Regions from separate parts of the Mus musculus genome. Here regions 1, 2, 3, 4, 5 and 6 are each linked to region 7. A link is a loop called in an ENCODE intact Hi-C map of the cell type or tissue named here. Cell type or tissue: heart. All regions are shown on one strand. Each heading gives the region's core, and the rest is flanking DNA. Links, peaks and the distances in the headings are about the cores only.

Region 1 (4,322 bases), core at 173-4,172, 550 kb after region 7:
TGACAATATTATAACCCATAGGGGAAGTACGGGCCTATAAAATTAATCCGAATTCATTACCCAGGAAGCAGAGGTTTGTGGTTCAGAGGTTTGTGGGCGCAGCAGTGAGGTTGACAGGGGTGAGGAAGGTGTTTTAAGCATTTCACACTACTGAGGGTTTTGAGAAGCCTCTCTGTGGTAGGATGGTGGAAGACTGTCATACATGAGACGACCGCAACACGGTCCACTGGGAAGCCAATCAGTCCGCACCTCACCGATAGTGCCGGTCACATACTGATCAATCGCATTGGAGATCTCTGCTCTCTTCACCCCGGCTTTAAACTTCATGGACAGCACTCGTGGGTGGTGCCGAAGCCACCAAGAGTTTGCCTTATCACCTGCAAGGCGAGTGCAGTGTATCCGAGACTGCTGTCCTGCTCCGATGCCAATAACCTAAGGAACACGGACGTTAGCAATCAATGACATTTCTCCCGCAACACTGTCTTTTCAAAGAATGACAGTAGTGAAGCTTCCACTCTGAGTGGCTTTGCTGGCTCTGGAGATCCTGCCCAAGGACCAGAGACCACAGTCTGTCAGGATTTAGTGACTAAAACTGGCAAACTTCATAGCTGGCAACCATGAAAATCCTGAAAGGCTCTTCTGATGAGCTGTGTGTGAGTGTGTGTGTGTGTGTGTGTGTGTGTGTGTGTGTAAACCAGTCTTACTAGCCCCACCCGAGGCAGCTTCCTCTAAGCAGGAACCAGTGTACCCAAGTGCAGTACTTGGCTCTGGCTAGTTTTCAAGTCTACTAAGGTGCTGAGTAAATCCTGACTGACACAGCAGGAAGAGAAACTTGGCAAATCTCCCTTTCCCGGCACCAAGGCTTTTGCCTACTGTTCTGTTCTGCTTACTCTTCTGTCCCAACAGCTTGGTTACCTGCCCATCCTTGGCATAGCACACCGAATTAGACTGAGTATACTTGACAGCGACGGTGGCGACAATGAGGTCTCTGAGTGCAGACTCCGGCAGCTGAAACAAACAGGACAGCTAAGTCTCACCAGGCTTTAGAAATCTCTTGATTTTAAGGTACGGATATAATGTGACAGACCTAATACAGTTAGGTCCCTCAGTGACAGCCAGATGGACAAATTATGCTGCACAGTCATACTTTACTCAAGACTGAACCACGTGAGCACAGCTGTGACTACTGCAGTGCACTCTCTGCAGTCCCATGTGTCACTCTCACACTGATAACAACCATTCAGCAACACAATGAGACACGCTCTTCATTTGAAAATGACAATACTTTTTGGTTGGAATTTCTTTAACTGAGGATATAAGATTCAGGATCAGAACTAACATGAAGATTAATTTTCATATACGTTGTGCACTGCTATGATGTACATATAACCACTGCTATTCTGGAAAAGTCAAATTATAGTATTTCTTGCTTTGCCGAAAACATTTTAAGAAGCTATTTAAAAATATTTTAAAATTTAAAAATATTTTGCACCTGGTGGCAATGATGCACCTTTAATTCCAGTACCTGGCAGGTGGATGTCTGTGAGTTCAAGGTCAGCCTGGTGTACACAAAGAAATAGTTTTGGAAATAAATAATTTTTTTTTTTTTGCAAACTCTAAAGCCAACATTCAGCATTAAGTCTGTAAAACGTCACCTTTGGTACAAATTAGCAAGGAGAACAATGAAGCAAGTGTGCACTCTAAGCATGCGAAGGGTGTCAGCTACAGACAGCTACACTAGCTACAAAAAAGATACAGGAGGCCTGCAGTCCCAGCAATCAGCACTCAGAGGTCAATGAAGGATGACCTGGGCTTCAAGGCCAGCCCAGACTACACACACACACACACACACACACACACACACAGAAGAATGAAGTTATGTTGCTTGTGAAAAAAATGAATGTAACTGAGGATAATCATATTAAGTAAATAACTTAACCACTCTCAGAAACACAAATATTCTATTTTGCTTGTGCTCCCTAGATCTATAGATATATAAAATCATGAATCCACAGTATGTACAATATGAAAGAAGAAAAAACTGTCTATGGGAAGAAAGAGAAGAGAGTGGGGAGGACTAAAAGGGGGAGAGGGGGAGAATGTATGGTTAAATACAATATCCACTGTATGCATGAAAATGTCCTTATGTTATACAGTATCATATATATTGAGTACATGCAATGAAAATTTAAAAATAAAGAAAAAGATAAGCTTGGCTTCATCCGAATGAAGCTTCTACTCTGCAAAAGGGAAACGGGATAAAGAATGTAGGAGAGAGAACTCAACAACTGCACGTGAACCCACACTTCTTACATCTCAACATCTGAAGATTAGTTTTAAAAGATTTTCAGGGGAACGAGCAGGGTTGTGGGAGGGGGGTGACCAGGAGGGGGGCAGTGAGTGGGATGTAAAGTAAATAAGTAAAATAATAAAAAAATGGTTTAAAAAAAATATATATATATATATTATTCTAACATTATATATTAACATCACTAATATACCCTTCATCTTTTGTTTTGAGCCATCCAGTACACATGACTCTATAGAAAATAGCCTCTCAGAAGTCCACTTCAAATATACCCCTGGCACTCTGAGTTAGATCAAAGACGATGAGCAATGCCTGTGGGGCGGATGGAAGCAAACTCCCCACTGAAGCCCAATCTTATTTTTAAAGGGGGGAGACTTCAGATCTCTTTTATCTTTTACTCTAGCTACAATGGCCTCTTGTAAGTAGACCAGTGCCCCTCCAGAAGCACAGAAAAGCCAGACGCACAGCAAAGATTCAGAGAAAAAAACTGAGGAAGGAAACAGTGAGCTCAACAATCTGAACATTTCCCAAGAGGAGAGGGTGAGAGAGCCCCGCTGGATTTCAGAAGCTTACACGGTGCTGGGGTAATGCAAGATCAGAGGGCACAAGAGCTGGATCTGAGCCGGCTTCTGTAGAGCTGAACCACAGACAGACAGACAGACAGACAGACCATCCCTCACAAACACCAAAGCCTAAGTTTCAAATCAGCTCAGTCCTTCACAAGGTATGAGCCATGTTGCTTCACCTGCCTGCCAGGAGCATAATCAATTTCTGGGGAAAAAAAAATCACAGACTCTCAAAACACCTGCACATCCAATGCCCAGCACTGAATAAGAAGTCCAGGCACGACAGCAGGTAAGCCAGGAAGCAGTCCTTCAAACTGAAGGCTCAATAGCTCAGGGACTAAGGCCTGGCTCAGACTCTGTGGTCAGTCCCAACACACACACACACACACACACACACGCACACACACACACACACACACCGCTACCCTCTTATTCATTTCCCTATCTTGTAACTTTAGACAGATGTAACTGTTCTCTGTCCCAGTTCTATAATCTGTACAGTAGAGGATGGTCCTCTCCCATAATGCACTGTGACTGAATGGAAGACTGCATGTGAGCGATTCTCCCCATATCATCAGTGTCTCAAGAATAGACTCTTGTACAGGGCGACAAAGGACACGACCTGAATATCGGAGAGCACAGATCATACTCGGGTTGTCAGGTGGCTTTTCACTGAAGCAGAGCATCATTTATCACTACAGAAAAACATCTGTGCCGGGCAGTGGTGGTGCACGCCTTTAATCCCAGCACTCGGGAGGCAGAGGCAGGCGGATTTCTGAGTTCGAGGCCAGCCTGGTCTACAGAGTGAGTTCCAGGACAGCCAGGGCTACACAGAGAAACCCTGTCTTGAAAAATCCGGAAAAAAACAAAACAAAACAAAACATCCATGACCTAACGCATGCATAGAGTTGCAGAAGACACGAGCTTACTTAGGTATGACTAAAGATACTTATTTCTATTTAAGTACATAAACACATAAGCTTCTAATGTGTCAGGCATACCTGACAATTCAAAGATGAGCTAGCTGCTTGCATATCTATCCATTTACAAATATGGTTGGACCCTAATAAAGAATAAGCTTACATATACTGAAGACAGACATGCTATTAACTTTTAGTTTACATACTTCCAAACTTACATCTTTATTCTTGGTGACAATATTGCTAAATAATGACTTGTCAACGACACCATTATTTCTCTTCTGGCTTAAACGAAGACCAAAGAGTGTTCGAACTTCATTTTCATCTGGTTTGTAGGACTGGTCCATCTGAGACACAAATTAAAAAAATTGTAAGTATTATATCTACAATCCCAAATTTTACACACACAAAAATTCATTCTTGCGGGTATGAAGGTACATGCATGTGGCCCCAGAACCTGGAAAGATGAAGCAGGAGGACTGCAGGTTAGACACCAGGCTGAGGCACAGTTAAGTTCCAGGCCAGCCT
Region 2 (4,322 bases), core at 249-4,248, 470 kb after region 7:
CAAACAAAACAAAACAATCCCTCCAAAACAAACCAACAACAGTAGCAACAACAAAAACACCCAAAACAAAAACCCAAGAGTTTGGTGAGGTATAATTTCAACTGATTCCCTAGAATTAGAGTTACAGATGGTTGTGGGTGGTCATGGTCATGTGGTTGCTGGGAACAGAACCTGGGTCCCCTGGAAGAGCAGCCTGTGCTCTAACCATTGAGTCATCTCTCCAGCTCCCTGACCCCCAACTGTAGTCTTTAAGATTTCATTACCTCTGAGTTAGAGATAATCGACTTGAATTGGAAGAGATCTGGATGGGGGAAGGCTACCGTAGCAGGGCCAGTTTACCTTAATTAAGAAAATATCTCCATGTCCCAAATCAAAACCAAAACACAACTTTCAAGTCAAAGCATTCCTATAAAATTCAGCCAAATATTTCTGCTTGTGGGCCACCAGAGACATTTTCTATGGGACTGAAAGAGAAAACTTTCTTCTGAAATGTAAAGTGGGTTCCCCACAAACCTTTCCAATAAGTATATTATTTTAAAGTATTTTGAGTACGGTAAATACACCAAACTATCATATTTTTGTGACAAAATTCTTTTCTAACCACTTATTTCCTTCCTCCAGAATCTACCATATTTGTGGAAAGCCTTCCCTTCGGGTTTATCTAGCAAGCATCCTGATTTCCAGGTATCCTTCTCCCCCCCTGGAGAGAGCACTTCCCAGAAGTTCACTGTTTTACAAGGAGCCCTTTTATATCTGAAAGAGAAAACCGTTTTGTCAAGGGATGATGAGAAATTCCAAAAAAACTAACTCAGACGGGATTCTAAATTTGGGGGAATGTATGGCACTGGTTCAACCCTGAGTGTTGGTCACAAAGATTCTTGACTTATTTTACACTGCTTGTAAGAAACTGGTATTTGCTGTGGGTTTTTTTTGTGTGTGTGTGTGTGTGTGTTTGTTTTGTTTTTAGTTCTTTACATCAATAAAGATAAATGTTAATTTTGTGTCTTTAATGTGTTGAGGATTTTATAAAGCACACAAATTCAAATTATCCAAGAACCTGGTACAAACAACATATTTTGCTAGCTAGTAGCTTTAATATGTTCTCAAAGCAAAGGAGACCATGCGCCTAACCGAGGGAGAAAGCCAAGTTTGGGGTTCGGATCTGCTACTCTGAAAATAGTGGGCTTCTTGAAGGTCTTTTTGAAGCCCTACCAAAGCAACTGGGCTTGTGTGTGTCTGAAAGGTTAAAAAAAAAAAAAAAAAAAAGACCAACGTGTTAGAGCTGCTGGCTTCAGGGGGACGTCTCCTATTCCCTTTTCAACTTCAGTAGTGTAGGAAGTCCAGAGAATTTTCAGTGGAACTTTATACATTCTTGGAGCAGATAACAATTGAAATATAAAAAATCTGGCAGCGGGGGAGGGGTGGATAGTGGAATTCTGCCATGACTGCGAAGTCTGAAAATAAAATAAAATAAAATAAAATAAACGCCCGGACACATGCAAGGGGATTCGGGGTAAAGTCTGGAGGGAGGCAAGACATTAAATCTTTGTACCCATCCTCACCCCAACTCCCCCTTCAGAGGCCACCTAGGTTTGAGTGCAGATGGCCCAGTGAACGTGGCATGGACGGGAAGGGTCCCCCCGCCCCCCTTCATCAGCCAGTTCAACTTTTCCCCTTCTTAAGCTGTTCACTACTGCCCTTTTAAAAGAAACGGGCACCCCATCCCCAGGAAAGGAAAACTGTGCTTCACGACTTAGAAAAGAAACTTTCTGTTGCTTCCTCTTAGAGAGAAACTTGGTCCTGTGAGTTTCTCTGGAATCTGTAGAGCGCCGCGCGGAACCGAGGGCTGTGGAAGCTCAGGGAAGGGGGTCACCTCTGCCACGCGCTCACTCTCTCCCAGGCTCTTCCTTGAAACCTGGCAGGTACTGCGTGGAGAAACCGAGGTCTGAGCCTACCTAACACCATAAAGGCAAAGATAGGGGACCCTAGGCGGCGCCCAGGACCCAGGAAAAGCACCCAGAAGGAGCCGCCCCGCCCCGGGGCTGCAAAAGTGAAGTTTGGATTCCTACAGGGACAAGGTGGTGGCCACTTTATGACTTTTTCCCTTCCCACAAAATACACTCTGGTGTGCACAGACTTTTCTCAGAGGTGACGCAATGTTCTCAAACACCACCACAGCCACCAATTTAAAAAAAAAAAAGTTAAGAGATGAGGGGGGTAAGCCTTACCACCCCAGGCTTCCTTAGGCTCCAGCCCCTCCCTCCCTTTCCTTCGAGTCTACATCACTTTACAGCCGTTTCCCATCCCTACCCCCAATCCTCCTCCCAAAAGTTTGACGACCGCAAAGGAAACCAGAAAGGGGAAAAAAGTTCTCTAGTCCCAGACCTGGCGGGAGATCAGCATCTCTTTTGTTCGGGGCGAACCCACCGTACCCCGTGACGTCACCCGGACTCTGGGCCAATAGGCGCGCGGTCGGCGGCGGCTGCGGCGGCAGGAGGGGCGGGAGGAGTCGGACCGGACCCTCCTCCCCGGCGCGCAGGGCCTCGTGGGGGGCGGGAAGGTACTGTCCCATATAAGCCTCTGCTCTTGGGGCTCAACCGCTCGCACCCGCTGCGCTGCACAGGGGGAGAAAAGGAGCCCAGGGTGTGAGCCGGACAACTTCTGGTCCTCTCCTTCCATCTCCTTACCGGCGTCCCCACCTCAGGACTTTTCCCGCAGGCTGCGAGGGGACCCACAGTTCGTGGCCACTTGCCTCCTGGGGAGGGCGACTCTCCTCCCATCCACTCAAGATGCTCAGGGGTCCGGGACCCGGGCGGCTGCTGCTGCTGGCAGTCCTGTGCCTGGGGACCTCGGTGCGCTGCACCGAAGCCGGGAAGAGCAAGAGGCAGGCTCAGCAAATCGTGCAGCCTCAATCCCCGGTGGCTGTCAGTCAGAGCAAGCGTGAGTACCGACAGTCTGGTTCAAACCGGCCGGCGGCAGGGATGGGTTGGTCCTCAAGCGCCCGCTCAAGTTGTGGCTAAAGTTTTTGCGCGCGTGCGTGGCTGTGCGAACGTGTGTGAGTGCGCGCTTTATCGAGGGAAACCAGCTGTGGACACAAAAGGCTTAGGTCTGAACAGGCTGGTTGCTGGTGAAGTGGAGGTAGGGACCGTCTGTTCTTCCCCTCAAGTGCGCTAACAAATTCTACACCTTCAGTTCGCCCTTCCAGGAACCAAAACGTGTGAAAGAGAAAAGAGACACGAACTTACAAATTTTACATCAGAGATTATTGTGGTTCCCCTGATCCTTATTTTCTTTATCAGCAAATAGCTGGTTAAATATTTAACACGGGGAGGAGGTGAGACTATCTAAATAGGTAGTTTCTTACCAACTTGAAAGAGATGTTAGTTGGCTCAGTGCTTTGGGGGGGGGGGGGTAGCCTAGGATTCTTTCCCCAAGAGCAAGGATAGCCATTTCTCTTCCAGTTTTTCAGAGACACACTCTTCCTTTATCTTGGGCTAGAGGAAAATTTAAAAGTTCTCCCTCCTTTTTTTCTTTTTCTTTTCTTTTCTTTTCTTTTCTTTTTTTTTTCTTTTTTTTTTTTTTTTTTTTTTTTTGCCATGATCTCACACTGTAGCCTAAGCTAGCCTGGCATTCTCCTGTGTTGTCCAGGCTTGTGTGTTCAACTTGGGAGCAATTCTTCTGCCTCAGTTTCTACAGAGCTGGGGTTATTGGCATAGTCATCAAGACACCCAACTTAAGTTTTCTTTCTTGTCTTTTTGTTGTTGTTGTTAAGAGTATTGAAGCCCTCAGGATTTAAAAGTAATTTCTATTTCTGGCCTCTCAGAGTGTTTCAAGTCTGCTGAGGTAGTTCCCCTGCCCATAAGGACATGACGTCATTGTATAACTTTTACCCAAGTTAAAAGATAAGAAGGAAAAAACCCCTAAACATCCATCTACATAAACAATGCTTAAATCTTTGATTAGCTAGTTTCCACATCTGAACTTTAGTGGAATATTGCTTTTAAGAGTTTTTTTGTTTGTGCAGGCTCACCAAGTCAGTTGGCAAAATTCAGTAGTTTTGTAGGGGAAAAAAGAGAGGGAGGGATGGAACTGTTAATAACTTTCCCCATCAATTCTTCGCAGCTGGCTGTTTTGACAATGGGAAGCACTATCAGATAAATCAGCAGTGGGAACGGACCTACCTAGGCAACGCCCTGGTTTGTACCTGCTATGGAGGAAGCCGGGGTTTTAACTGCGAGAGCAAGCCTGAGCGTAAGTGGAAGGCAGTCTGGGCCCTGGCAGAGATGATGCTCTAAGTAAAACCACATTTGCCTTCTCCTCCT
Region 3 (4,322 bases), core at 68-4,067, 480 kb after region 7:
GAGCCTTCCTCATCTTTGACCTACTAAGTGTTCTCTGAAGGCTGATGCCCAGTTCGTATTTCCCTCCCCATATTGCCACATACAAAGTAAGTACTTATAAAATTTTGTTGATCACATGCTATTTGTTTGAGAAACTTTGCATGCTGTCAGAAGGGTTTTAAATGATAGGTAAGAGTCTGAATTAGATTTCTTTCTACATGTGTTTATTTTGTGTGTGGAGGTGGGAGGCACACACGCCACAGTGTGCATGTGGAGGGCAAAGGACAGTTTGGACCGCGCAGGGTGCAGTGACCTCAGGTTGTCAGGTTTGGTGGCAAGGTTCTTTACTCACTAAGCCAGCTCAGTGGCTCAGAATTAGATGTCTAATTTGTCTTCAATGAAAATACTGCCACAAACGACTTGGAAGACTGAAGCTCATCACAGTTTTAAATCAAAAGATCTAAGGATCCTATAAGTTTGGGGGAAACATTTGATCTTTTTCCATGACTTATTTTTGTGTGGCAAAGAATTTGAACTTGGGTGGTATTTTTAATTACTAGTTTAAGCTGGATAAACAAAACACATTCAAGATATCTAGATTTGACTTTTTTTTTTTTTGCATGCGTTTTAAAATTCATGCTTCAGCAAATTCCAAGGCTGTTGTTAGTTTGAAATTCTAAATGGAACTTTGAAGGCAGAAGCAGCAATTAAGACTTCAAGACAATCTTAGAAGCGGGAGGGAAGAAGGATGCCTGGGGCCAGCTTTTTACAAGGATAATAAGAGACAGCATCCTTAACTCCAGAAGAGACCTTTTAACCGTGGGATAAGCCATTTTGTCGTTGCTATTGGTTATTGTCACTGTTATTATTACAATTACTATTATACAGGGAGGATTCTCATAAGCCCAGGCTGGCCTAGAACTTACTGTGTTGCTGAGAGAGACCTTGGGCTCTTAACACTCCTGCTCCTACCTCCCAGACGCTGGGGTTAACCACGTGGGTGACTTTGTAATTGTAAAACAGGTGGTTTTGGGTGGGGCAAGAAAAGAGAACCTTCTAGCCAGAGAAGTTGTTTTTCCACAGGAATACTTTTACATAACAAGTGGAGAGATTGGTGTGGTTAACTTTTTAGCTTCCCTGGGGCAGTCGGAAGAGACCTGCCTCCTTATTGTTTATTGAAAGGAGGGCCATGGGCTGTAATTACAGAAAAAGGTCTGGAAGACACTGAGGAGTAAAGAGTAGATTGCCAGATAATTAATTGAGTCAAAGAACCAATGTAGAAAATCTTAATTTTTTTTAATCAATAAAAGACACTGAATAGTATTTTTTCTTTTTTTCCTTTGGCAAATGGAGAGGTAGGGCTGTACTGTAACGAACCGGGTATCTGAATTTTAATATATGCATCACCAGCACTGGGTAGGATGTACTAACACCAACAACAGCCACTCAGAAGCATTCAACTGCAGCATTCCCATCTTAGTGTGGATGGCTGCGTGTCGGTTACTAGATAACTTCTATATTCAATGCTTCTCTCCTGAAACAGACAGATGCAACGATCAGGACACCCGGACATCCTATAGGATTGGAGACACGTGGAGCAAGAAGGACAACCGAGGAAACCTGCTTCAGTGTGTCTGCACAGGCAATGGCAGAGGGGAGTGGAAGTGTGAGCGACATGCTCTACAAAGTGCTTCAGCCGGTGAGGCGCTGGGACCGGGGACAGCTCCACGCCAGGGTGATTTATAGCGTTTCAGCTAAGAAGCTGGAATCGTTCACATAACTGTTTAAAAATATTCATTCTATATTGTGAACAAAGTTGAGTGGAATGAAGTTGAGACGTGCCTTTAGCACAGAGGGCTGGGTTGGAAAGCATAGTGTACTCTGGTCATGGCTCTATTAGTATAGGCTTTGGCTTATGAGCATGAGACTCAGAGTTCAGTCTAGAACCAAAGTAAATATCCAAGTGTGATGGTGTTATCCCAGCACCAAGAAGGTGGAGGCAGGAGGATACCTGGGGATTACAGACCAGCCAGCTTACACTACTTTGGAAGTGTGGGGGTGGTTCCAGGTTAGTGAGATGGTGTGGCTGGCCAGCCCACTTTTCTTGGGGGAGTTGGGGGAAGTTGTGTTCTAGGTTTGTGAAAGATGGTGTCATAGAAAACAAGATGGCTCTGGGCATAATCCCTGCCTTCTACATGCACAAGCTCTCCACACGCATGCGCACATAGATAATGTGCATGCACCCTCCCTCACATGGACAAGCAATAGTGAGTGAATGTGTGGTATGTACTTGGAATCCTCAAGCCCTGGGTTCAGTTCCCAGCACCCTCCCAAAACACCCCAATAATTATTATATAAATTTAAAAGAATAACTAAAACAAAGAAAGGTATTTGTATGTATCTTGGATGCTTGGTCAGAGTCTGAGGAAGGGGTCGGAGCACTTGCCAACCATGCGCAAAGCCCTGGTTCTGGTTCCCCATCACTAAATAAAAGGAGGGTGTGTTGTGCCTGCGATTCCAGGGATCAGGAAGTAGAGGGACGGAGGATCAGAAGTCCAGAGTCAGCCTTGGCTACGTAGTGAGTTCTAGTCAAACCTGCTCAATGTGGCTCAGTGGGTAAGAGCACCCAACTGCTCTTCCGAAGGTCCAGAGTTCAAATCCCAGCAACCACATGGTGGCTCACAACCACCCGTAACGAGATCTGACGCCCTCTTCTGGTGTGTCTGAAGACAGCTATGGTGTACTTACATGTAATAAATAAATAAATCTTTAAAAAAAAATAAAAAAAAAAAAAGATGCTGTCTCTCATGCACACACACATCGGAAGAAGGAAGTGCAGCTCTTGTGGGTGGTACCTTCCCGCTATTGCGCTCTGGGTTTCCATCTAGCTTTTACTGTGTGATAGTCCAGCCTTGTTACTTAGCCTCTTAGCAGTCAGTCATTCAGGCAATAGTAATTAGATTTTTTTCCCCTTTTGACGAGTTTATCTGGACCTAATTAATCCTTGTGAAAGCAAACAAGGTTACATTTGATGATCTCTACATTATCCAATTATCATCGATAAAAACAGCTATTGGCCATAAGGCAGAGGAAGAACAGTTACGAATGTCAGTCGACTGAACTACATGAAGGATTAACTGAGCTAACTGGGATTAAACAATACGTGTTAACTATTTTTATGGCATCACTAATATACCGAGGTGTTTCACTATTAAAGGGTTTGAGAAACACTGTTAAACGAAACAACCTCTTCTAGGAGGGCCTTGCCGTCCTTCTGTATGGTGGGCCTTGACACCATTGGCGTCCTCTGTCTGAGTTCTCTTTGGGTATTTGTGCTCGTCAGCGCTGGGGGAAGAGGCTAGATTCATTCTAGAAGCTCTTCCGCTGCCATACGGACTCTGACCTTCAAAAGCCAGATTTCTAAAAGAGAAGCTAGCACAATCTGTTGTGTTAACTATCCGAGGAAACTTGTGAGGATTGGTTGCTTCTAGGAAAACAAACAGACATCCTAAGGAATTCTGCTGAGCACCGACACCCAGGAAGAGGGATAACTTAGGAAATCCGTAGCTCTCCAGGGTGTCCTCCTGAGAGCCAAGTTTTAGAGAAGGCAGGATATCCCCTGTGGGTCTTCAGGGGTCTCTCAGGAAGAGGAAAGGCCACACACAGAGCATATGAGAGCTATGAGGGAAGACAGGCAAGGCAGACCATTTCAGATGAGTGGGGAGCCATAGGGAGAAGGCAGGAGCATGGTACCCAGGAATGATGAGCAGCTCAGTGGGTTGAAGCTTAGAACAGGGCAGGGAAGGCTAGCAGCCAGGCGGGAGGGGAGAGTGGTAGAGGGGTGTGGAGCTCACAGATGGATCGCTTCCTAGCGTGACTGAAGGTTTGTGAAAGATAACCTGTTGTGTTGTGCGGCAGGATAATGTTGTCGCTTAGATGTGCTGTTCAGGTGTGGCTCCGATGAGGATTATATGAGGAGTCTTGTGAACCACTTCTTGGGCTGAGTGCGGAAGTTCCGGGTCAAGCCAAGAAGACTCTGGACTCATTGACTTCTCCCTTCCAGTTTTATAACTTTTTCATTCTCCTGCCCTTAGGATCTGGCTCCTTCACTGATGTCCGAACAGCTATTTACCAACCGCAGACTCACCCCCAGCCCGCTCCCTACGGCCACTGTGTCACCGACAGTGGTGTGGTCTACTCTGTGGGAATGCAGTGGCTGAAGTCGCAAGGAAACAAGCAAATGCTGTGCACGTGCCTGGGCAATGGCGTCAGCTGCCAGGAGACAGGTAGGCACCATCTGCCCACGGATGCCAGAGGACCTACATTCAGTGTCTGCAGTATCT
Region 4 (4,322 bases), core at 191-4,190, 2.0 Mb after region 7:
TGAGATGAAAGGATGGACCATCTAGAGAAGATAATTTTTTATGACTAAGAGAAAATATGAGATTCACCTGTGCCTTAAGGCCTTCAATGTGGCCTAAGGATATGTACAGCCTTGACATCTGGCGAAAGCAAGAAGGCTGTAGATCATTACTCTGTCTCCTTCCCATTCAATTCTTAAACATCAGATCACATGGCTAAATCACCGTTTTCAGCAAAGGCCATAGACATAATCCCTAGTTATTCCAGTGGAAATGGTTTCAACTCCTCGTCAGCAGGTAAACTTCTTACAAAAGCAATTAACATATATTGTTGGAACCAGGATTCACATACACAGTTATAAAGCTTCATGGTTGTAGCTCCTGCTTGCTAACTGCTTGGGACTACAGCCCTGCCCCCATGCAAAGTATAGAGCTGTGTTCTCCTGTCTTGGGCTATAAGTGTTCTTACAAGTGATCTGCTGTTGCTTTTGCTTTTCAGTGTTCAGTAGGTTTTATGGACAGAGGTTTGACTGCCAATGGAGTATGACTCCGTATGTCCATCATCAATTGAACACATTGTAAGCAGAAAATTCATATAGTGAATCCAACTATCACACACTACGACTTACTTGTTAAAGTCTACTTTTGAAACATGTTCAAAACACTGTTGTCTTCATCTGGCAAAAAATAAGTGTGATTTCTAATACAGTGTGACTACCTCATGTAATCTATTGACCACTTGTGTCTAGAAGCCAATGGCTACACTGTTCACTGTATGGTGTCTCTGTTCTTTCTCTTGGCAGCCAATGATTGACTGCATGATGGCTCAATGCTGCTATAGACCAGCATCTTGAGAGAGTATTTTTCTGAATTATGGCTAGCCTAGAGAAAGGATCAAATATGTAAGATTTACTGAGTATATACTCTTTTGCCACCGTCATAATGTTGAAAAATTGTAGGTTGAACGATTTAAGTCAGGACCATCAGTATTCACACTACTACCAAATTACTGTAAGGCAAGAATCCCTTATTTTTGTACAAGCTCCAGTGATAGTTCATTCTTCCATTCCATTTCTCAGATATTATGATTACAAGTCTTGCCTGTTCACCGAAAAACAAACAGTTCAGGAAGTCTGCATTTCTTTAAAAATATTTCCCTAATTACATTCTTTTAAAAACATAATACCACAGGATGAATGGTACTGAATATTCCTATCCAATGCAACCTTACAAAAAAAAATTTTCAGCACCAATTAACTGGCAAACACACGGTTCACTGAAACAACTGTGAACTTTGAAATACAATTGGGAGAAAAGACCCAGGAATTCGAAAAAAAAAAGTTCTCCATGTTTTTTTCAAGGTGTTCTCCTGGTTTTCAGTGACATCTGGTAGGTGTGAAAGAGGTGAAGTTACAGTTGTTCTTTATACCAAGGCCAAGATCAGTTTTAGATCAAATTGTACTTCTGTTTGGATGATTCTACTCTATGGAGTACCAGGCTAACAGGAAGCAAGAAGAATACAAACACATATCTTCAATGATTGTGTGGTTCTTTGAAATAGCAGTCAAATCAGGGGAGGGAGGAAGCCATGCAAAATTCTAATTAAAATCTTTCCTTTACAAAGCTTTTAGTAAAAGCAACTTTAGATAATTATAGTATAGAGATAATGCTAAGCAAATGCACTAATCTGATGTTTGCCGCATAACTTAAGGCTAAACTTACATTGATATTCAGATCTATGTTGGAAATTGCCGCCCCCTGCTGTCCATTTGTAAACTCTGCTTCAGATGCAGGTAGAAATCTATGGGTAAGTATGGGTAAACCCTATTTATTTAGGGTGTGTCTAGAACCATCAAGTCTTAGCAGACAATCCTGTACACATTCCCAAGTGCATTTTCTGCCTAAAGCCCTCAAAAACCCTGGCAGGAAGTGGTTGTAGGTGAGATGTTAGAATGGGAAATGGGAAGGAACGATGGTTTGGCATTGGAGAGCCGGTGTTATGATCTGTTTCTGCATCATAAACAGCAAACAAACAACACCAGCCTTGTCTGTTCAGGTAAAACCAGAAGGAACCAAAGTGCTGCCTATTAAGATCTGTCTTGTTTTCATCTTTGGGGATCTGGAAGACAACTCCTGGGGCAGAAAAGAGTCTTTTCCCAGATGGTCTCTCACTGCCTTCAAGAGAGCTACTACTGTTCAGTAGGAGTGCCCGAGGAACTGATTAGAGTGAAGGCCTGACACTGAAGGGGCCTGCAGCTAAATTAAGGGAAAGTCCTGAGACAAAGAGGGGAGCCTGTAGCTTCAGATTACTTTATTATATGTTATTGTGTATGGGTGCTTTGCGTGTCTGTAGATCTGTGCACCAGTCTGTATGTCTGATGTCTGTGGGTGTCCGAAAGGGATGTCTGATCTCCTGGAATTGGAGTTTCATGTGGTTATGAACTGCATTGGGGGTTCTGGGACTGAATGAATATCCCTGGAAAGGCAGCCTGTGTTGTTGACTGCTGAGCCATCTCTCCAATACTACTCACTGCATGGTTCTTTCTTATAATGACTTTCAAGAAAAAAAGATCTCATCCTGTTTGTTCCACACTCTGATCACAAAGAATTTAGTATGTTTTGTTTGAGAGAGCTGAATGAAATTGCAAGCTATTAAATATTATTATTATAAATTATAATACCATGTAATTCTGACAGATTGACTTACAGTAAATATTATTATTTGAGTCTCCACATTCAACTGAATTGCTTATAGTAAACTACAGCTGTTTAAACATTCCAACCTCTATCAGGTAAAGACAAGTAGCCATGACTTCTGAAGTAAATGACCAATTTTCAAAATCCATAGAAACAGGGTCAACATAAAGAACTGCCTTCAGATCACAGCTCTACTTATAAATGATATCTGTAACTAATAAATATGAGGGCAGTTAATATGTTACATATCAAATTATGCATAGCACTGTAACATAAGTGACTGTTTTCATTTTCGTAAAACTCAACTACTAAAGATGGAATGGAGATATCCTTTAAAATTATAACTATTTTCAGCTATCTTTTCATATTTAGTTATGCAATAAATTAGCTTTATGATAATATTAATTTAAGCTTATTGCAGAATTTAAAGCTAAAGGAAAATGTATAAAGTAACTACTGTATTCCCATCATAGCCACTGATCCTGATGGGTGGGTGCATCCTGTTTAAGTCTGACTCTCTCTCTGCACCGTCTGAAATGAGTGTCTGTGAACATGCTTTCACACTTACTATGCCAGACGATAGTCCCTAGTCTGTGCTCTGCTTTTCCCCAAACCAACAGTACTGTAGATGCTAGATCAACATGGCTACATTTGACAAGAGTCTATACCATTCCAGTGTAGACAAGGATGTTTTCATGCCCATGTTCTTGATATTTGAATTTGTCCACCCTATTATTTCCTAACATGGCCTGAATTTATTTTGCATTAATACTGCAAGTCTGTTTGCTTAAATAAGCATTTTAAGAACTAGAGTCATTTTAATTCATCTAAAACACTATTTTGATATGATCTTTTTATTCTAGAAATAATATTAAACTTTTTCTACTTAATGGTTTATAAGTAAAATGATTGTTATAAAACAGTAGAAATACATAGAGCATTAAAAACTATGCTATTCAGATACTATCATGAGCTTGGTGTTACTTGAGTCCTTGAAGGATGGAGAGGATATGAGTTTAAAAGAAAATGATTTAACTTTTATGATTAAACATATACAAATGAGTATGATCAATAAACATAAGGCAAAAGCAAAGAATTATATTATCCTGATATTCAGAAACAGAGAAAATAGAAGACTCACTGGAGAGAATTACAGATTTTGGAGGAGCAATGCTGAGAGGCTAAACAATGTGCTCTGACATTTCATCTGAAATGCATTGCAATGAGACAACAGTCAGCTGTGTGTGTGTGTTTGTGTGTGTGTGTGTGTGTGTGTGTGTGTGTGTGTGTGTGTGTGTGTGTATTTAATGTATATTGGTGTGACATGATCTGAAATAGAAACAGATAATACAAGGTGAGGGATGAAAAACATGCATGCCTTCATGACTCAAAAGGACAGAGAAGCTAAAAGCTGCAAATATAGGGCCATGTGGAGGACACAGGCAGAATCAGTTACTCTCATCACAGAAGAGATCTGCAAACAGGAGCAAAGTGATCAGCAGTGATACTTGACATATGGTACAGTGGAAGAGATTCTCTCGTGGCATAAATCTACACAAGAAGGGTTGTCAATGGGTTGTCTATGGACAGTGTTAAGGTCGGTAAGGAATCAGCTGAGAGAAACATGTATTTTAACATGTATTTTAAT
Region 5 (4,322 bases), core at 250-4,249, 620 kb after region 7:
TGTGGGCAAACCTTACTTATGAACTTTCCCATGGTCCACACGCAGTGGTCATGAGGTCAACCCCATACCTCATGAATACTGTGATTTGAGCTGGAGTTTCTAGACCTGCACACGTGTGCTGGAACACACAGGGTTAGACATCCTCTTGGGTGTCTTTTTTGTCAATGGCCTAACAAAGAAAATAATCTTCCCGTAGATATTCTTACTCTGGTGGCAAAAAGGCAACTATCTACTTATCTACCCGAGATGGAGGACATGGCTCGGCACGGAAAGGGCACTTGCTGCCAAGATGGGTGACCTTGAGTTTGATACCATCTCGCATACCAGCTCCCTAAGTAAGTAAATAAATAAAGGCCTAAGTGACTAAGACCTGGTGAGGAGGTGGGGACCCGACTAGGCTTTCCTTTGGAGGTCAGGGTGGCCTGGGGATGGGAAACCAGGAACAAGAGACAGATGAAAGCTCGCTTGGTGTTGGGAGGCACAGTTTCTGGTTAGGAAGAAGTCATTTTAATGGAACAAGTCAAAAAAATAATAAAATAAAAAAATCCTGAGGAACCCAGTTCCTCCGGAGACTTCAGGCTGAGAATGACAGGATCTTGCCCGTTTTTTTTTTCCCACTATGAGAGTTCTGTCCTTCGTTGGTCCAAAGCTGAGCTAACCAGGTCCTCACAAATTAACATTTTTTTAGGAAAAGCTGAGCCCAGGCAGGCCCTGACCTTTGAGGTAGAAACTCCAGGAGCCAAAAAATGCACAGTCGGGCAGTGCTGAGGTCATCCCTGAGCGTCTGGGCCTGCCCTCCACCTCCCCCAGGTGACCTGGAAGCTGGTCCTTCAGCTCAGCCTCCCTTCCATTGCGCCTGCGCCTGCGCTGCGCCATTTCCCTAGGGTTCCACTTCATCCCTGCTGCTTTGCATTGTGATGGGCTGGGCTGAGAGGCAGCCCTGAATGCTCTGGGAGGCTCTGCTGCTGCAGCCACAAGCGGGAATCAATTAAGCAGCAATTCGGTTCAGGCTCTCAGGCAATGACATAGCTGGCTTCACGCTGACTTTGTTATATATGAGATCCCCAAAGAGAATAATACCTTATCTAAACTTTCATTATATTTTATAGTACAATGACTATGGATCGATAATAAATTTTGTTCTAATATAACATTAGTTTCAGAAGAATTTCCCCTTTTTCTATCGTGAAATCAAATTATAACCATAAAGATAAAAGCTTTCTTCTTAAGAACTCTGTGAAGAGAACAATAGTCTGTTCAAGATTAATATTTTAACTTATTTAAATTATTGCTTGGTGAATTTGTACAATACAGAATTAAATATTCTATTCAGAAACTATACTTGTATGTTTGATAATAGTAACACTTTTTACAACGCTAATGAAACCCTATCTGATATTACTTAAGTGGAATAATTTAGTGTTTTATTAATTTTTTAAAAGGTTAAAAAAGAATGTCAAATATATAAACAAGAATGGAAGATACAAAATGGGAATCAATTATCTTTGTACATATACATTATCTAGCCTTATACACTTGACCTGCTGTGGAGGAACTGATGGCATAGATGTGTTAGAGAGGCAGTCTTTGATCTTTACCCCATCTCTTAGCCTCCCCTCCCCTTGGAGGAAATGACTATCGTGAATTTAGTGTTCCTCATTCCATGATTTGCATATTTTACTATTCCGAGGTAGAAACTCCAGTGTTAGTTTGTGTACCGCCCTATCATTCTCCATCTTTATCTTTAAATCAGAATTTCAGACAGGTACAAGCTGGGACACTGCTAGACAAACATTTAGCTTGGGCTACACAGCCTTCAGGTGTGATATGAGCCCCTAAAGTTAGCAGTGTGTGCACATTTTTATTCAGGGAAAAAGATCCAGTCGCCAATTCCATTTTTGATCTGACTTGCCTGCTACCTTCTTTATTTGCTTTGAATACATTTCTTTTTAATGTTGTAGGCTTACAAAGGGGCTGTACTCCTCTTGCTCATATAAAAGGTCACAGTTGATACTCCCACACCAAGATAAGGTTAACAGAGAAAAGTATTTGATCTGCTTTATAATCAGAGTGGTTGTCTTTCTTCCTCACGTTGAAATTTCATTAAACCAGCTTTTCTAACCACAGTGCATGATTTATTCCCTTTAGTTTGTTCTAAATGGTCTTTCTGGATGCAGCATTGTAAAACACGGATATAATACTCTTGCTAGTCTGATTTCTCATTTGGGGGGAGGAAGGTTTAATGATCCATGGATCGGGCTCTGCGCTATTTAATAAGACTGCAGATACCATTCTGAACGCTAGAGGGCACTACCACAACTAAAAACACAAGGCAGCTCTTTTTCTTTCTTTTCTTTCTTTCTTTCTTTCTTTCTTTCTTTCTTTCTTTCTTTCTTTCTTTCTTTCTTTCTTTCTTTCTTTCTTTCTCTCTCTCTCTCTCTCTCTCTCTCTCTCTCTCTCTCTCTCTCTCTCTCTCTCTTTCTTTCTTTCTTTCTTTCCTCTCTCTCTCTCTCTCCTTCCTTCCTTCCTTCTTTCCTTCCTTCCTTCCTTCCTTTCTTTTTGACGCATGTGTTTTTTACACGGTGGGGGGGGGCGCTTGCATGAGCTTCACATATTTATTTCTGTTTATGGATGCTTGTGTCGAGTTTCTAATGTTTCAAAACCTTCATGTTCAAGCTTTAATGCTACTAGTCTCAGGAAGCACGGGCAAAACAAGTCGGATAGAGATTTATATGGAGTCACCCTGCAGCTGGATGCTGGCTACTTTTCTTGTTATGGAAGTTTTAAGACATCTGTTGTTGATCAGTTAGTTGATACCTTTATTAATAAGATGTTTGATTCTTGAGTTTACATAGACGAAGACAACATCTTCATTTAAGTCTGAAATCCATCTGTCATTATTTTAAGTAATTGTGGTCTGCCATCATCACTGGAGAGCATCCCACATCAGTGTTAGGAGATCGCTGTGGGCATTTTGTATCCTGAGAGCTGAGCTGTTGGGCCTCCTGCAGAAAGCAGCTATTTCATGGGACCTTTTCCATCCTCCTCCTGCTTGCCCGTGTCTGTAGGTGGGCAGCTAAGGGAGGAAGAATCAATTTTCTTTGAACTACTCAAGGGCTTTTTATGTGTTAATTGCCAATTAAGAGTCACGAAAAGCCAATGGAAATACAGTATTCACATCACCACATTGAAACCACTCATATTTCTAAAGCACTTCACAATTCACAAAGGATTATCTGCCCTGAAGTCCAACAATGACCCCTGGATATACAAAGTTAACATAGTTTTCCTAACTATGGGTTGGAAAACCCATGAATTGCAGCGTGACACAGTATAGACTACTGACTACCTTGGCTAGCCCTGGGCATGTTGAGAGTCCAGGGAGACTACAGACCTCCGAGGGGCGGTGCTTCCAATGGTCTTATTATAAAGCTGATATGCTTACCCGTTCACTAATTCCTTTCCTAATTTTTAATAAATTTATCTTTTTGACATTATAGAGCCTGTGAACTCCTTCTTGCCTATCATAAAGAGTCACAGTAGACACCCCATACCAAGAGAAAGGCAGAAGACATTTGCGTAAATTTATTTGATCTGATCTTCCAAGACAGAGGGCCAAAGTAAACTGTGTGCTTAAAATCCTGTATGTTGACTGCACAAAACAATAGGTTTCTGACATTTTTTTTTGCGCATGTATATAATATGCTCATATCTATTCCCATTGGCTTATCTTTCCTGCTCTCTCCCTCTCACTGGGTCTCTTGCTGTTCTCAAACAGTCTCAGTTTTACATTCAAGTCTTAAAGAGAAATCTAGACTTCACATATGAGGGAAAATCTGTGCCACTGACTTCCTGAGCCTGGCTTGTTTTGCTGAATATGGTGATCTCTGGCTCAATCCGTTTTCCTGTGAATGCCCAGATCGCGTTCTTTGGCTGAGCAATACTCCACTGTATATGTAGGCCCTTTATTTGCACATCCGTCCACAACAGCCAAGTGGATCCCATAACTTGGTTGTTGTGAACAGTACACTCTGATGAGCTGGGCGGGGGGGGGGGGGATCTCTGCTGTGTGTCGTCTTGGATTCCCTGGGGGATAATTAATTATATGATACAAACTGCCCATTTTTATTTATCAGCCCAGAAAAGCAAGGCCAACTGTTTAGGGTTGTAAATGGGTACAGATGATGTGATTGACAGGTAGCAGGTTAGGGAGGGAACGGGCCAAGTCTGTCAGCTTCTTCTTGGGCTCTTGTGTGGCCTGCCTTCTTCCCACTTATATGACACAGTCTTGCTATCCACCTCAGCAAGACAGTCAAGAGGAT
Region 6 (4,322 bases), core at 137-4,136, 540 kb after region 7:
GAAAGAGAATGTGGCCAGGTACCCAGTTCTACCTGGGACCCACGGCGTCCTTTCTGGTTCCTTCCAAGTCATTCCTCTCCTTCACCAGAAAGTGATGGCATTTGTCCCCACACTCTCAAGTCACTGTGACTGATTTCGCAGCCCTAGGGGTCTGTGAGAAATCTTCCACCTAGAGCAGAAAGCCTACCAAGGAGGAAGGTAGGACCAAAGATGAGAAGAGCAAAAGAAGTGAGGAGGATATTTCAGCGGAAAGGAAAGCATATGTAGACAGATGAATAAGCCAAGATCTATTGTAAGAGTTACGACTGTACACAGGCATCATTGCAGTCTCCTGATTAACTGCTTGTACTGCTGATGGGCAAGAGCTGAAACTCAGTCATGATACCCTCAGGTTATCCTAAACCCCATTTAACTTCGTGTCTTTCCTCTCAGGGCTGGCGCTGTGACAACTGCCGTAGACCTGGGGCTGCTGAACCCAGTCCCGATGGCACCACCGGCCACACCTACAACCAGTATACACAGAGATACAATCAGAGAACAAACACTGTAAGTGTACACATATCCCCACCCACCCCCACCACCGTGACTCTCCCTGCATGCAGCCAGGGGCAGGTGGATAGATGCTTTTCTTGAATGAACCAAATGAGTTTTATTTGGAGATAAGTCTTTTGCTCATGAGTCCAGTCCTCAGGACCCATCCATGTAAAAGAGCTAGGCGCTACAGCAAGTGCTTATAATCTCCTCACTGAGGAGGTAGAAATAGGGTGTGGGTGGTGTCCCTGGGGCTGTCTGGCCAGCCACTGTAGCCTTGTTAATGAACTTCAGGCTCATGAACAAAGCAGACAGCATTTGCTTGATTAAAGTTAACTCTTGGCTCCTTATACACACAAAGTCATGAATTAATTATAACTCGTTATAATTTACTAAATCCCTAAGCATTGTCTATTGCTCAGTACATTGCTAGTCTTTTGAAACTATTTATCCTTCCTATAAAACACCTGTGACACAAATCTCCACTCAACCCTCCCCGAAACACACACACTTTTGGTTTTCCGAGTATTTGCTACTAATGTTTGTCTTCTATTTTGACAGAACGTAAATTGCCCCATTGAGTGCTTCATGCCGCTAGATGTGCAAGCTGACAGAGACGATTCTCGAGAGTAATCTTTCCAGCCCCACCCTACAAGTGTCTCTCTACCAAGGTCAATCCACACCCCAGTGATGTTAGCAGACCCTCCATCTTTGAGTGGTCCTTTCACCCTTAAGCCTTTTGCTCTGGAGCCATGTTCTCAGCTTCAGCACAATTTACAGCTTCTCCAAGCATCGCCCCGTGGGATGTTTTGAGACTTCTCTCCTCAATGGTGACAGTTGGTCACCCTGTTCTGCTTCAGGGTTTCAGTACTGCTCAGTGTTGTTTAAGAGAATCAAAAGTTCTTATGGTTTGGTCTGGGATCAATAGGGAAACACAGGTAGCCAACTAGGAGGAAATGTACTGAATGCTAGTACCCAAGACCTTGAGCAGGAAAGTCACCCAGACACCTCTGCTTTCTTTTGCCATCTGACCTGCAGCACTGTCAGGACATGGCCTGTGGCTGTGTGTTCAAACACCCCTCCCACAGGACTCACTTTGTCCCAACAATTCAGATTGCCTAGAAATACCTTTCTCTTACCTGTTTGTTATTTATCAATTTTTCCCAGTATTTTTATACGGAAAAAATTGTATTGAAGACACTTTGTATGCAGTTGATAAGAGGAATTCAGTATAATTATGGTTGGTGATTATTTTTATAAGCACATGCCAACGCTTTACTACTGTGGAAAGACAAGTGTTTTAATAAAAAGATTTACATTCCATGATGTGGACGTCATTTCTTTTTTTTTTTAACATCATGTGTTTGGAGAGAAAAATTGTCTTCATGCATGTCCTTTTTCTTTTCGATGCTACAAGCATGTGAAGAGGCACTGTGTTGGGCTGGGGTGGTTTCTGCACATGAGCGCCTGCCTGGCCTTACAGAAGCACTGATACTTTGCGTCATTTTGTGTCCTCACTTGTGGTTCTGCCTTATCAGATTTAAATGGATTCAAATGTGGGCTAAGCTTGCTAGCTAGCACGTTAGGAGTATAAAGGAAATAAGATTCGTGTGTGTGTGTGTGTGTGTGTGTACATACATACAAGTGTGTGTGTAGCTGCTCATGAAAATCAGGAGGCCAGAAGGGGATGCTGGGTCCCTTAGAGCTGGATACAAGTGTTTGTGAGATAGATACTGGGATTTGAACTCATAACAGAGCGGCAAATGCCCTCACCTCTCCAGCCCTATAGTTCTGTTTAATCATCACAGGCCTTTGCTTCTTTGAATGAACACCTATTCAGGTAGATCACTTGCAAGGAAAACAGGATTCTGAGCTGTTCCAATGATTTGAATGGCGTTCTGCTTGGGGGCCCCCGTGCTATGGCATGAGTCTAGCCCATTCAGGTTAGCTGACACTTGGAGTCTGAGTTGAACTCCCAGCTCAGTTTACTTACATACAGTTGGTCTGCAAAAGTAATTTCCTTTTCAATGAACAAGATTTAGAAAATTGAATTTTTATATTGAACCTGGGGTATATAGTATGGAACCTATGGTTCAATGGTAGAGCACTTTGCTAGAATGGTGGAGGTTTTAGGTTCACTCCTACCTAAAATATCTGTCATTTGGAATAGTAAATAGCACAGAAAAACAGTAGAAAGTTCATTATCGTCTTAGTTACTATCCTGTTGCTGTGAAAAGACACAATGGCCAATGTAACTTTTAAAAAGGGAAGTAAGTGGAGGCTTGCTTATAGTTTCAGGGGGTGAGTCCATGATGTGGCAGGCACAGTAGCAGCGGCCTATCTCCTCCAACAAGGCTCCACCGCCAACGAAGATGCCTAATGCTTACCAGTTAACCAGCTGGGGACCAAGCATGAGTCTATGGGGGTGGGGGACAGCATTCTCATTCAAACTACCACAATTATTAATTAGCAAAAAATTCAAAACTACTTTAAAATACACTAATATTCAGTGAAGAGCACTTTTGTAAATTCTTGGCAAGGAACACATTCAGAACAATGTCTTTCCTGGTTCATTTGCTGGAAGAACACACTAGGTCACCTGGATTGATTGGACTTTAGTTCTCATTTGGAGGAGGTTTCAAGCGCTAATTTTGCAGAGTCCAGCTGATAGGAGCTTTCCTTACAGACAGTAGGCCCAGCCCCCAAGCTGTCGCTTGTTCAACTTCTCCATCCCAATAGTTGGCAAGCTAGCTGCAGTGTATCCATCAAAACGACAGAAGAGCGGGGCTGTCAGTTTACACCTTCAATCCCATTGCTTAGGAGGTCGAAGCAGGAATATTGTCATGAATCTGGACAGTTCTAGGCTAAGCCTGGGCTTTGGCATGTGAGATCTTGTCTTAAAAAAAAACAACAAGCCGGGCACCAGTGGTAGTAGTGCACGCTTTTAATCCCAGCACTTGGGAGGCAGAGGCAGGCGAATTTCTGAGTTCGAGGCCAGCCTGGTCTACAAAGTGAGTTCCAGGACAACCAGGGCTGTACAGAGAAACCCTGTCTCGAAAAACAAACAAACAAACAAACAAACAAAAACAGAACAAAAGAAAAACACAACAGAATACTAGGTATGATGGCACACAACTGTAATCCTAAATATTATGAAGTCTGGGTAGGAGACTGTTGAGTTGGAGGCCGGCCTGAATTTGGGCTACATGGCCAAACTAGGCTACATGACAATGTCTTAAAGAACAGGACTGGAGATGGGGTCGAGTTGGCAGAGCGCTAGTGTATATGTGAAGACACCCTGTGCTCAATCATTACTGCATGCATGTGGTAGTGCGTGCTTGCACTCCTAGCACTAGGGAAGTGAGGTAGGGTCAGAAGTTCAAGGTAATCAACTACATGGGGAGCTAGGGGCCACCCTGGGTTACATGAGACCCAGGTTCCCCCACTACCATTCAACCCATAGAAGTACACAGATCCAGGTGCCATTAAATAGCTGTCTGACATGGTGTGTGCGCTTGCATGCATGTGCGCGAGCGTGTGTGTGTGTGTGTGTGTGTGTGTGTGTGTGTGTGTGTGTGTGTGTGTCGTAACTTCATTGAAGGAAGTCTTCATCTGAAGTTCCTTGAAAGAAGGCAGCAGAGCTGGCAGGGTGGGAATCACATTCATAAGCGAAGTGGTCAAGAAAGCAACTCAGCTTGATTTTGCTTCATTGTTAACAACATAAACCTCAGCAGAGTGTAGAAGCCCTTACCTGTCATCCCAGCCCTGGGGAAGGAGAGGCAGGAAGAGCC
Region 7 (4,322 bases), core at 101-4,100:
CGTTTTTGGGTTTGAGTTTTGCACTCTTGCTCCTGAAGATGTAAGCAATAAAGTTTTGCCGCAGAAGATTCTGGTTTGTTGTGTCTTTCCTGGCCGGTCGTGAGAACGCGTGTAAGACACATTTATCGTCTTTCTTCTTGGTTTTAGAATATCTTCATGTATCAAGTGTAAACATTAGGTTTATTTATACTCCAGTACATATTATATGTGTAGTCTAAAGGCAGCTAATACTTTAAAAAAATAATATTTATTTACTTATTAGTTATATATGTAAGTAGCTGTCTTCAGACTCACCAGAAGAGGGCGTCAGATCCCATTATGGATGGTTGTGAGCCACTGTGTGGTTGCTGGGATTTGAACTCAGGACCTTTGGAAGAGCAGTCTTTAAGTGCTCTTACCCACTGAGCCATCTTGCCAGCCCCTAATGCATTTTTGTTTTCTTTAAACTCCAGCCCTAGAGGATCCCACAGTGTCTTCTGACATCTTTGGGCACTAGGCAAGCACATGGCACACAGACATGCAGGCAAAACACCATGCGCATAAAATAAATTTAAAACGTATTTTCATTCTATATGTATGAATCTTTTCCCTGTACGTATGTTAGTGTAATGTATGGTACCTGAAGAGAGACCCTGGAACTGGAATTACTGACAGTTGTAAGCCATCATGTGGATGCTGCCATCATGCAGAGTTCTTTGCAAGAGCAGCAAATCTCTTACCTGCCGGGCCGTTTCTCCAGCCACTGATTTTTTTTTTTAAATTTTTGAGACAAGATCTTGGTAGGTAATTTAGATTGGCCAGTTAGCCCAGGTTGGCCTCAAATGTGAAGATCTTTCTGCCTCTTATTCTTATGTTTCTTTTTTATTATGAATGTTTAATCCATGCTAATAAGCACCCGTGTCTGTTTGCTGGGTATATCTCCTTTAAAAGCACATGAATAATAACATTGTACCTTCAGGTTATAAAAGTGAAATGAATCTAAAGAACTCAACAGTAGGACCATTATCAGGGGCTAGCAGCTTCCTTTGCTAAGCATGTATCTCATTTTATTTTGTGTTTGAGACCAAGTATTCTGCCTAGACTGGTCTTGAACTTGTGAGCTCAAGTGGTCCTCTCACCTCTCAGCCTCCAAGCAGCTGGGACTTCCAGTGTCCACTGTCACATCTGACTAGGCACTTATCTCTTGGAGTACCTACTGTGTGTGGCTGTACTAGTCGTGAAAATAAAACAGTCTCTGGTCTTACGGAATCTATATCATTACTACCGTCATTATTGTTAATCTAATTTGAATTATTTTGGTTGTGAGCCTAGCCCTTAATGTCTGAGCCATCTCTCCAGACCTAATTTGTGTTATTTTTGAAGAAAGCAATGAGGTATTGTTTAAGAACGGATAGCGATCATATTTTTATTTTATCTGGAAAAGCAGGCTCAAAATTTTAGTTTTGTTTTCGTTCCTTTGCAGGAGTAGATAGTCACCTCTAAAGACCCGTTAGGATCGGAGCCTGTTGACGTCCCCTCAGCCCCAGACCTTTTTTTCCCCTTTCCCACAGCCCTGCACTGTTGTTCCCCCCCGCAGAGCTCAGTCCGCGCTGCCTGCTCACAGGCTTCAGTGATGAATTCTGCTGTGAGCACCGTTTTCAGTAGAATTGCCTACATAATCAGAAATTATTATCGATGTTCTCAACTGTTTACTAATGTGGCAGTGAGTATGATTTGTGCTCTAATGCTCCCCCCCCCCCCCAAAGCCCATTTACGTTGTAAATGTAGCTCTGCGCTGACTCCCGAGTTCACCGTGCTAACCGCAGCTCGGAGGACGGCCAGCAGATGGCAGCAGAGACTCATGGATGTGCTTCCTCACCTAGGAGTCAGCGCTCTTGCAAAAGGCTTTTCAACTGTGCAGACTCTAAAACCGAACGTATCCCCCACCCCTTATAAACATCTCAGACATGTATACGACCATCTCTGTATGTTTAACAGACCAGGAACTCTCTACCCCTCCACCCGAGGCATGTTAAGTGATCTGTCTGGTACTGTGTGTGACCAAGTTTGCTTATAGAGGTCACATATCCCTTCAGAGATGCCAGGACATTGTTGCTGATTGACCCATAATATTAGCTTGGCAGTGATTAACAAGAAGGTAAGATGGTCCCTCCCTTGCTGGGGGTGGTTTTCAGCATTCATATTCATAGGTGTGTTGACAGTTTGTAAATGAATTTTGTTTCCTTGCCTTTTTTTTTTTTTTTTTTTTTTCCTCTGCAAGGGTTACTGGGATATAGGCTTGTTGCCCAGGTAGAAGTGAAGACCCTCTCTACTGTCCCTGTGGTTTCTCTACAGGGTCTTCTTGAAAAAATACTGTTTATGCTGCTTGATCCACAGAATGCAGGCCACTCCATGCCCTGTGTGGATTTTCCAGCCAGTTTGACGGGCAGGGAAATTTGCAGGTTCATAGAAATTCACAATAAAGCGTATTTTCTAGTGTCAGCTCTCAGATAAGCCAAAGTTTCAAAGGCAGCAAGGGGTGTCGTGGCAACTATGTGGATCTGCTCCGGTAAATGGTGGCATCTCCTGTGCTGGACCTGGTTCTGTAAGTTTCAGGGCCAGGGAAAAATGAGACAGAACAGCTTCCCAAGTTATTGGGCCTTCAAGATGGTGACAACAGAGGATTATATCAAGTCTAATCTTCTGAGGAGAGCCACAAGTGACAGTACAGGTTTAGTGTCAATGAAATCAGTTTTCTCTTTCCTCTGCCCCCTTTCTCTGTGTATGTGTGTATGAGAAAAGAGGGTGGGGCCGGGGTAGTAGGAGATGATCTTTCTTTTCCTTTTCTTTTTAAAGATCTATCTATCTATCTATCTATCTATCTATCTATCTATCTATCTATCTATCTATTTATTTTATGTATATGAGCACACTGTAGCTGTACAGATGGTTGTGAGCCTTCATGTGGTTGTTAGGAACTGAATTGAATTTTTAGGACCTCTGCTTGCTCTGTCCGCCCCACTCGCTCTGGCCGGCTCCACTCTCTCAATCCCTGCTTGCTCCGGCCCAAAGATTCATCTATTATGCACTGTAAGTACACTGTAGCTGTCTTCAGACACACCAGAAGAGGACATCAGATCTCATTACGGGTGGTTGTAAGTCACGGTGTGGTTGCTGGGATTTGAACTCAGGACCTTCGGAAAAGCAGTGAGTGTGCTCTTACCTGCTGAGCCATCTCGCCAGCCCTGAGGATTTTTCAAAATTCTGCTTTTGTTGTATATACTCTGAATGGCAGCAATTTCTAGCTTTAGCATTATTGGCATTCTAGAACAGGATTCTTCATTGCGGGCCGTGATCGGTGGTCCCTTCGGATGTGCTCAGCGGCGTCATCGATGTTCGCTGCATCCTAGTTGCCAGCTCCCAGTCTGCCACGGCTGCTGTGAAAATCAAGACATATCCTTTAGACACTGTCAAATATCCCGGTGGGACAAGATCTCCCTGATTGATGTCCCCTGCTTTAAGGTTTAGAACACTTCCAAGGACAGCTTCATCTCCTCTCTCGCTTCCACCCTGCAGGGCATAAGGAAAATAATAAAGGCCCGTAGGGGTGGAATTCCAAACATCCACCGCGGGCAGATCTATCTGTGGAGTTTAAGGCGCACCCTGACATTCTGCACATGCTCCGTTTGTCCCAGTTGCCTTGCGCGGATATACTTTCCTCGCGATGTCTGTTCTCTGAGCTCTGAAAATGTATCCTTTAATCTCGGGCTCAGAAAACCCCTTGACTGTGGAAGGAGACACCAAAGGCCTTCCAGTGACAGGCAGGGAGAGGGCGGTTTGGATTACTAATTTGCTTTCACTTCTTAGCCTGTTTTTCCTTCCCAGGGCTGTTCCTCTGTAGACCTTGAGTATGAATAATTCCGGGTAGCCTGAGGGGAGAAGCAGGAGGCCGCCTTGTAGGGCTGTTTGTACTGTAATGAAATAGAAAGTTTAAAAGCCTAAGTGAAGCCTGTGCGTTTGGAAATGGCGGGAGGTCCAGCATGCGCTTTAAAAATTACTCAGAAAACTGACAAACTCTTGAAGGTGGGGAGAGAAATTGCCTACTTCACTTTTGGAAGATGTCCCTCCCCACCCGGGGTTGAACAGCCCCCACACATTGAGCCGGAGCACAGGGCGTCCCAACCAATTAAATACTCATGGAGATGCACTCTTAACTCTATATTTGAGTTGTCAACGGGAAGGCCAGACTAAGCACGAGGTTGTCTAGGAACTTGCTAGCCAGCTGTTTGAGAGATCTGAGAGCTACTATTTTGTACGCAGATAGATACCGGACTGAGGAAAGT

What was found. Hi-C counts contacts between places; a loop is a spot of excess contacts. Peaks named below come from ENCODE experiments on the same cell type or tissue, not always from the same donor. Only the 100,000 strongest peaks of a DNase experiment are listed, where the experiment ranks them.
Region 1: it touches region 7 in a loop (3-fold over the local background); 7 of 42 quality-filtered maps call a loop at or near these places.
Region 2: a loop joins it to region 7, with 3 times the contacts of the local background. A loop is called at or near these places in 2 of 42 quality-filtered maps.
Region 3: a loop joins it to region 7, with 3 times the contacts of the local background. A loop is called at or near these places in 2 of 42 quality-filtered maps.
Region 4: it touches region 7 in a loop (6-fold over the local background); 3 of 42 quality-filtered maps call a loop at or near these places.
Region 5: a loop joins it to region 7, with 6 times the contacts of the local background. A loop is called at or near these places in 13 of 42 quality-filtered maps.
Region 6: a loop joins it to region 7, with 3 times the contacts of the local background. A loop is called at or near these places in 7 of 42 quality-filtered maps.

Annotation. Positions count from the first base shown.
Region 1 is chr1:71,572,727-71,577,048 of GRCm38, reverse strand. Atic (5-aminoimidazole-4-carboxamide ribonucleotide formyltransferase/IMP cyclohydrolase) reads right to left here. Exons shown (of 16, transcript NM_026195.3): 12 at 4,013-4,141; 13 at 916-1,008; 14 at 250-432. Among named protein-coding and RNA genes, the nearest start is that of Atic, 18 kb to the right of the region's middle. In heart, for the core only: no CTCF peak of the experiment used is centred there; no DNase peak of the experiment used is centred there.
Region 2 is chr1:71,651,450-71,655,771 of GRCm38, reverse strand. Fn1 (fibronectin 1) reads left to right here and starts at 2,538. Exons shown (of 46, transcript NM_010233.2): 1 at 2,538-2,940; 2 at 4,123-4,251. The coding sequence starts at 2,790. Apol7d (apolipoprotein L 7d) reads right to left here and starts at 2,437. Exons shown (of 4, transcript NR_040308.1): 1 at 2,386-2,437. In heart, for the core only: no CTCF peak of the experiment used is centred there; a DNase peak (open chromatin) is centred at 2,471; H3K4me3 peaks cover 2,965 bases; H3K27ac peaks cover 3,248 bases.
Region 3 is chr1:71,642,903-71,647,224 of GRCm38, reverse strand. It overlaps Fn1 (fibronectin 1), which reads left to right. Exons shown (of 46, transcript NM_010233.2): 6 at 1,523-1,678; 7 at 4,074-4,265. Among named protein-coding and RNA genes, the nearest start is that of Fn1, 8.2 kb to the left of the region's middle. In heart, for the core only: no CTCF peak of the experiment used is centred there; no DNase peak of the experiment used is centred there.
Region 4 is chr1:70,125,647-70,129,968 of GRCm38, reverse strand. All of the region lies in intron 11 of Spag16 (sperm associated antigen 16), which reads right to left. Among named protein-coding and RNA genes, the nearest start is that of Gm23879, 170 kb to the right of the region's middle. In heart, for the core only: a CTCF peak has its summit at 1,737 (motif pointing left); no DNase peak of the experiment used is centred there.
Region 5 is chr1:71,504,021-71,508,342 of GRCm38, reverse strand. No RefSeq gene overlaps it. Among named protein-coding and RNA genes, the nearest start is that of Atic, 51 kb to the left of the region's middle. In heart, for the core only: a CTCF peak has its summit at 2,283 (motif pointing right); no DNase peak of the experiment used is centred there.
Region 6 is chr1:71,583,054-71,587,375 of GRCm38, reverse strand. Fn1 (fibronectin 1) reads left to right here. Exons shown (of 46, transcript NM_010233.2): 45 at 433-546; 46 at 1,093-1,903. The coding sequence ends at 1,164. Among named protein-coding and RNA genes, the nearest start is that of Atic, 28 kb to the right of the region's middle. In heart, for the core only: no CTCF peak of the experiment used is centred there; no DNase peak of the experiment used is centred there.
Region 7 is chr1:72,121,352-72,125,673 of GRCm38, reverse strand. It overlaps Gm4319 (predicted gene 4319), which reads left to right and starts at 1,916. Exons shown (of 3, transcript NR_166632.1): 1 at 1,916-2,137. In heart, for the core only: a CTCF peak has its summit at 1,825 (motif pointing right); a DNase peak (open chromatin) is centred at 1,833.